Linked DNA regions of Homo sapiens: region 1 is linked to region 2. The links are chromatin contacts, found by Hi-C or POLR2A ChIA-PET in ENCODE. All regions are on one chromosome and are shown on one strand. Each heading gives the region's core, a stretch centred on a gene start or an enhancer-like site at or near the end of the contact. The rest is flanking DNA. Distances are from core to core; before and after follow the strand shown. Region 1 overlaps ABCD1 (ATP binding cassette subfamily D member 1). Region 2 overlaps PDZD4 (PDZ domain containing 4).

Region 1 (3,494 bases), core at 1-2,500, 75 kb before region 2:
CCGGCTGGCCCCCGGGTCTGGGTGCTGGTGGAACTGAGCCAAGACCATTGCCCCCGCCTAGGTTGGGAGGCTATGTGTGACTGGAAGGACGTCCTGTCGGGTGGCGAGAAGCAGAGAATCGGCATGGCCCGCATGTTCTACCACAGGTGAGCACTCCGGGCCGGCAGGCTCCCTGGGGTCCCCTGGAAGGGGAAGTAGCAGCTGTGGGGAGGCCTGGGCTCAGTGGAGCCTGAGCCGGGCTGGGGTGTTGGGCCCTGGAGGGTGCACAGACTCTCCTCTCGGCCCGGACCCCCAGGCCCAAGTACGCCCTCCTGGATGAATGCACCAGCGCCGTGAGCATCGACGTGGAAGGCAAGATCTTCCAGGCGGCCAAGGACGCGGGCATTGCCCTGCTCTCCATCACCCACCGGCCCTCCCTGTGGTAGGTGCCCTGTCTCCCTGCCTGGGGTCGGTGGGAGTGGCTGCCTGAGGGGAGGAGGTGGCCTGGCGGGCCCGGCAGCAGCAGGCGGCTGTCATCAGCAGCCCCCGTGCCGTGCCCCTGACCCTGTCCCTCTCCTGGCCAGGAAATACCACACACACTTGCTACAGTTCGATGGGGAGGGCGGCTGGAAGTTCGAGAAGCTGGACTCAGCTGCCCGCCTGAGCCTGACGGAGGAGAAGCAGCGGCTGGAGCAGCAGCTGGCGGGCATTCCCAAGATGCAGCGGCGCCTCCAGGAGCTCTGCCAGATCCTGGGCGAGGCCGTGGCCCCAGCGCATGTGCCGGCACCTAGCCCGCAAGGCCCTGGTGGCCTCCAGGGTGCCTCCACCTGACACAACCGTCCCCGGCCCCTGCCCCGCCCCCAAGCTCGGATCACATGAAGGAGACAGCAGCACCCACCCATGCACGCACCCCGCCCCTGCATGCCTGGCCCCTCCTCCTAGAAAACCCTTCCCGCCCTCGGGAAAGTAGATGTGGAGGGTGGCGCCCTGCGTAACCCTCGCCCTGTCCCTCCCACTCCCTGGGGGCGCTGTTCCACAGTGACTGGGCCCTGTCCAGGGCAGTGAGTCCTCTACTTTGCTCCGTGGAGGAAGCTGGGGTACAAGGGGCCCAGTGCTGGCCACACAGCAGCGCAGCCGAGCCCCAGGAGCCCGTCAGGCCACAGCCCCTGGCACTGCAGGTGGCCTCCCTCCAGAGACTCGAGTCCCCATGATTCCCTCCTCGTCAGTCTCTCAAAGACCCCATGGTCCATCCCCTGAGGGTGGTCAGCCAAGGCTCCCGTTCCGTGGGATGCCATAAAAGCCGCCCAGTGGGACCCACAGTCACACAGAGCGCCTCACCTGCATCCTCTCCCCCACAAGAGCCCCAAAGATCCCACGGGAGAGGGGAGAGGGACGCACAGCACTGCCTGCCAAGCGAGAATGCAGGCCCCGCCCCCTCGGCCCCTCACCACCTCTTTCTACAGCCTAATTTATTGGATTCCCTATTCGTAGCCATCTCCGTGGCCAATGTGACTACCGTGCCAGCAGCGGGGGCGGCCCAGCCTCTGAGTCCCGTGGGGCCCCGGCTCCCACCGGTGCCAAACCCAGCCCCTGCGGCCGTCACCCCGCCAGCCTACACTGCCAGCCGCCACCGGGGCACACGGGCCTCTGCTTGCCAGCCAGGAGTGCGGACACCATGTTCCCAGCTCAGTGCCAAAGAGGGGTCACCAGGGGGAGCTGTCTGCGGAGCCAGCGCCTGCCCGAGAGAGACCCCACCGCCACCGTGTGCCTTTCCCGGGCCCTCAGCCCTCGGGCCGGGCACCACCCCCAGTCCCCCCAGTAAAAGCCTCCACTGGCAAATGCAGTCCTTCCTCCCTGCCTCAGAGCCTGGTGGTGTCTGCTGTGGGTCTCGAGGAGAGATGGAGGAGAGGGAGTGGGTTGCCTGTGGGGGAAAGAGTGAGTTTGGGAAAGGAGTGGGCCTGACCCCCAAGCCCCTCCGAGGGGGAAAGTCACCAGAAGACATGGTCCAGCATGCCCTCCGCCGAGCCTCACGCCAATGCTCTTAGGATTCCTGTGACGGTGGCGGGGCGGAACCTGCAACAACATTGCACAGAAATACTGGCTGAGCCCAAATAGGACTAGGGGAGGGGATCATGCTGGTCCCTGTGGGAGGAGCACGAAGGCAAGAGAAGGGATGTCTAAGCTGCCACACAGGGTGCTGCTGGCCCTTCTAGGGAGAGGCGGCCACTTGTGCAGGGGCCTGGGGGGAACTGGGAGCACAGCGCAGGGTGTTCGTGCTGCATGCAGGGGAAGGGAGGGCAGGGGAAGGGAGGGCTGCGGCCGGCGGGCCTTGGAGGCCACACTACAGAGACAGGACTTAGCCCAGAGGCCACCGAGGAGCTTTCAGCAACAGGGAAGCAGTGTCGAGTACTGCAGGCCACGTGGCTGCATGTGAGGGTGGCTGGTGGGAATAGGGTGCGGCAGCCCATCTGGCCTCAGAGGCACGAGAACTGAGAACAGCTGTGCGGCCATACCTTTATGCATGGATGGCCACAGCCTCCCAAAGGTGGGGCAGCCTGAGTGTTCATCAACAGACAAATGGACAAACAGCCTGTCCATAAGGCACAGTGCCATTCTGCCATAACACGACAGATAGACCTCAAAGAGTTCGTGCTGGGTGAAAGAAGCCAGACACAAATGTCCAGAATAGGCTCATCGGGACAGAAAGCAGACAAGTGGGTGTCAGGGGCTGGGGCAGGGGAAGGAAAATGTGGCGGGGGGAGTCCTTTTTAAAAAATTTTGTATTTATTTTTTATTTTTTAATGAGACAGACAGGGTCTCACCCTGTCACCCAGGCTGGAGTGCAGTGGCGCAGTCATAACTCACTGCAGCCTTGATCTCCCGGGCTCAAGCAATCCCGCCCCAGCCTCCTGAGTAGCTGGAACCACAGGCGTGTGCCACCATACCCTGCTAATTTTGTGATTTTTTTTTTTTGGAGACAGGATCTCACTATGTTGCCCAGGCTGGTCTCAAACTGCTGAACTCAAGCGATCGTCCTGCCTCAGCCTCCCACAGTGCTGGATTACAGGCATGAGCCACCACACCCAGCCTCGGGTTTCTTTTTATTTCGAAGAAAATGTTCTCGAACTATAGAGCATACTAAATGCCACTGAATTATGCACTTTAAAGGGATTGATTGTATATTTTGTGAATATCGCCTCAAAAACAGATGATTGATGGATAAATTGATACATAGATATATAGATATATAGACATGATTGATATAGATGATTGATTGATAGATGATGGATGATTCATAGGTGATAAGTGATAGATAAAATACATGATAGATACATGGATAGACAGATGAATAGAGAGAGATGATAGATGGTTTTAAAAGTTTTTTTAGAGACAAGATCTCACTATCTTGCCCAGTCTGGACTCGATCTGCTAGCATCAAGCAGCCCTCCTACCTCAGCCTCCTGAGTTACTGGGACTACAGGCACATGCTACTGTGCCTGGTGATAGATAAATGA
Region 2 (3,719 bases), core at 813-3,312:
ACCGGCACACACGACTGCATGAGCACAGTCTAGCCAAGGCAAAGAGGCAGACAGAAAGCAGACGAATGGTTGCCAGGACCTGGAGGAAGGGGGGCCTGGGGAGTCACTGCTGAGGGATATGAGGTCCCTTTTGGGGCGATGAACCTGTTCTGGAACTAGACAGTGGCCACGGCTGCACAACATTGAGAATAGACTAAAAGTCACTAGTGGTAAATGTTATGTTATGCGTATCTTACCACAAGAAAACATAAAATTGCCACACAGGACCACAAGGACCAGGGGTATCCTCACAGCAGTGAGGAAGACCGAGGAAGGAAGGACTCAGGGATTAGGCCCAGGGCAGGAAATGGAAGGTTTTTATCTCTAGCTTGAACTTCCCGAGGCATGTGGACATCTCCAGTGCCCCACTCCAAATGTCTGGCCCAAGCCCAAGTCAGCTAACTGGGTGGCATGTGACCATTGCTGTTCAATTAAACTAGGAATTTTTCTTTATTTAAAATCATAAGATGACGGCCAGGCACGGTGGCTCAAGCCTGTAGTCCCAGCACTTTGGGAGGCCGAGACAGACGGATCACTTGAGGTCAGGAGTTCGAGACCAGCTTGGCCAACATGGCGAAACCCTATCTCTACGAAAAATACAAAAATTAGCAGGGCGTGGTGGCAGGCACCTGTAATCCCAACTACTTGGGAGGCTGAGGCAGGAGAACCACTGGAACCCAGGAGGTGGAGGTTGCAGTGAGCCCAGATCACACCACTGTACTCCAGCCTGGGCAACAGAGCAAGACTCCGTCTCAAACAAAAAAAGAATCATGAGATGAAGCTGGGCGTGGTGTCTCGCTCCTGTAGCCCCAAGTGGTGGAGGAGGTAGGGGGCAGGCGGTAGGGCTGAGGCAAGAGGATCACCTGAGCATTGGGAGGTCAAGGCTGCAGTGAGCCGTGATTGTGCCACTCCACTCCAGCCTGAGCAACGGACTGAGACCCTGTCTCAAAAATAATAAAAATTTAAAAATAAATAAATAAAAATTTAAAAAGCAAAAGCATGAGATGGAGGAGCTCACCTAGGGAGTGAATGTAGTCAAGAACAGGAGAGGCCCAAGGAGAGTCCTGGGGCACCCTGACACTGAGCCGGTTGGGGAGAGAGACTAGAAAGTCCCGGGAGGGAAGCCGAGGAGCTGCTCAATGCACTGGGTCGGAGCCCGGGAGGGGAGGGCGAAGGTGGGGCCTCTGGATTTGCTAAAAGGTGGGAGGGGGCCGGGTGGGGAAGCTCGACCTGCATCGACACAGCCTTCCGGAGCTTTTTGCAGAGAAGGAGCAGGTTGGGTTTTCAGGAACATCAGAGGGGCGGCTGAATACCGATGGAAGAGCAATTCGCAAGGCCAGGGAAAGTGCTGGCACCGCTTTCCCCGCATGAGGGGGACATGCGGGCAAGGGAGGGGGGACACAGGGACAGGGGAGGGGGCAACACCGGGCAGGCGAGGCAGGCATGACGCGAAGTCGGCCCCACGGGCAGTCGCTGTGGGGCGGCGATCTCCCGCTGGGCAAGGGACTGGCGGGCCTTAGGGGACGCGGGAAGCGGGGCGCCCTAGGCGGAGAGGGCGGAGCCCCAGGCGCGCTCGCCCCGCCCCCTGAGCCCGGAGCCGCAGACAAAGAGCGCGCCGCGACGGCGGCGGGGTGGCTGCGGCTGCGGGAGCAGGGCGGACCACACTCGTCCCGGCGCCGCCACGCTGGTGGCTGTATTGGCAGGACTCCTGCCCGCCCGCCCCGCCAACCCCGTCGGAGGCTGAGCTCTGTTTCCAGGCTCTGCCCCAGGCACCCTCCTGCACCCAGCGGTGGCAGGCGCACAGCCGGGTGGGGCGCGACGCCCTCTTGCTGATCAGGAATCTCTGGGAAGCCGAGAAGAGAGGCCGGAGAGGCTAAGAAAACAGTTGTGGCCTGGGAGACTCGCAATCCCAAGTGCTTGTCACACGGCGCCTGCGACCCCTTTCACTCTCACTGGCAACGCGCGGGATGGGAGGTGAAGCCACATCACTTCCAGGGGCCCCCGTGGCTGCCACGGAGGTGGGGGGGCTGCCACCTTCGGACTCCCCTTACCCCACTGCTGTAGAGTAGGAAACAAGCTGGGGAAGGACAGAGACAGGAAGTTATCCTCTGCCCGGGGCCGAGCTCTGACCTGCCTGCTGGCTCTCAGCTCTGCCGTCTGGAGTATCCAGGACACCTTGGAAGCAGTTGTGACTGTAGCTTCCAGGCCAAGTCAGGCATCGGGGGATCTCCCAACGAGTAGAGCATCAGAGGAGAAAGGAGAAGCCGCAGGCTCACTACATTCACCCACTCAGTGACCCAGCAAAGTCCCCATTCATGTTTCCCCAGCTCGGGATTTTGAAAATTGTCCGCCCACAAGCATGTGGGAACATCTGCAGATTCCCCACACCTGCTCTCGGGGTTTCTACACACACATGTGCAGAAGCATTTGAAAGCAAGATGCCATCAGTCCCATTCTCCGTGGAACCACAACACCCTTAGCACGGAATTCCGCACTCATACAATGGGCCAGCCTCACATCTCCCCAGCTGTCCCGCTAACACCCTTATAGCTTTTTTTAAAAATCTAGGATTTGAGGCTGGGCACAATGGCTCATGCCTGTAATCCCAGCACTTTGGGAGGCTGAGGCGGGCAGATCACAAGGTCAGGAGTTCGAGACCAGCATGGCCAATATGGTGAAACCCCGTCTCTACTAAAAATACAAAAATTAGCCGGGCGTGGTGGCTTGCACCTGTAGTTCCAGCTACTAGGGAGGCTGAGGCAGGAGAATCACTTGAACCCGGGTGGCGGAGGAGGTTGCAGTGAGCCGAGATCGTGCCACTGCACTCCAGCCTGGGCGACAGAGCAAGACTCCATCTCAAAAAAAAAAAAAAAAAAAAAAAAAGCGAGGCGTGGTGGTGCAGCCTATGGTCCCAGCTACTTGGGAGGCTGAGGCAGGAGAATTGATTGAACCCAGGAAGCAGAGGTTGAAGTGAGCTGAGATCACACCATCACACTCCAGCCTGGGTGACACAGAGAGACTCCATCTCAAAAACAAAACAAACAAACAAAAAATCTAGGATTCAATCAAGAAGCACACATATTACATTCGGTTGTTAGGTCTCTAGTTATTATGTCTCCTCTCTAATCTAGAAAAAAATATATATATTTTTTACTTTAATGGGAATGACTTCTTGGAAGAGACCAGTCCTTATAGAATGCGCCAGAGTCTGAATTTGCCTGATTCATTCCCGCGGTGAGATTCAGGCTGAGCGTTTTGACAAGAGCACCTTGCAGGAGATGCTGTATGTCTCCTCCCCAGCCCTGCATCTGGCGGCTGGCAGGGTCAGGCTGCCCCACTGTTGGGGAGGCTGTTTGATCACATGGTCCAGGTGGCAGCTGCCAGATCTCTCCTCTGTAAAGACGCAGTTTCCCTTCCTGATTCACAGGTAATTTGGGGTAATATTTGGAGACTTTGTGAATATTCTGTCCCCAACGACCTTACATCTAATGGTTTTGGCATCCAGTGATGATTTTTGCCTGAATTAATTACTGCATTGGTGGCTGCAAAATGTCTCCACCAACATGTTAGAATTCTAGCAGGGACAAAGAGGTGACAGGCCCGGCAAGTAGCATGGCTGCCCACGCCCCCAACTGTGGCCTCCTGGGCAAGCCACACCACCCGCTTCCATAACTCTGTGC

What was found. Hi-C counts contacts between places; a loop is a spot of excess contacts on that map. ChIA-PET counts read pairs that join two places held with the same protein, here RNA polymerase II (POLR2A). Pooled maps may share reads with other maps.
Region 1: a pooled map shows a loop between it and region 2 (2.0-fold over the local background). The contact joins two enhancer-like sites. A Hi-C loop is called at or near these places in 1 of 37 single-sample maps with no recorded cell type and 1 of 50 pooled maps. POLR2A ChIA-PET finds 5 or more read pairs at or near these places in 2 of 52 experiments (H1 and activated naive CD4-positive, alpha-beta T cell).

The regions. Positions count from the first base shown.
Region 1 is chrX:153,742,926-153,746,419 of GRCh38, forward strand. It overlaps ABCD1 (ATP binding cassette subfamily D member 1), which reads left to right. Exons shown (of 10, transcript NM_000033.4): 8 at 62-146; 9 at 296-421; 10 at 564-1,830. The coding sequence ends at 810. All of the region lies in intron 2 of PLXNB3-AS1 (PLXNB3 antisense RNA 1), which reads right to left. Among named protein-coding and RNA genes, the nearest start is that of PLXNB3, 20 kb to the right of the region's middle. RefSeq lists enhancers at 1-507, 508-1,207. Within about 2 kb of position 1,251, at least 6 of the 41 ENCODE cell types and tissues checked have a DNase peak (open chromatin) inside an H3K27ac peak, as active enhancers do.
Region 2 is chrX:153,817,453-153,821,171 of GRCh38, forward strand. The region is part of intron 1 of PDZD4 (PDZ domain containing 4); the gene reads right to left. Among named protein-coding and RNA genes, the nearest start is that of PDZD4, 11 kb to the right of the region's middle. RefSeq lists a silencer at 1,593-1,752. Within about 2 kb of position 2,063, at least 3 of the 41 ENCODE cell types and tissues checked have a DNase peak (open chromatin) inside an H3K27ac peak, as active enhancers do.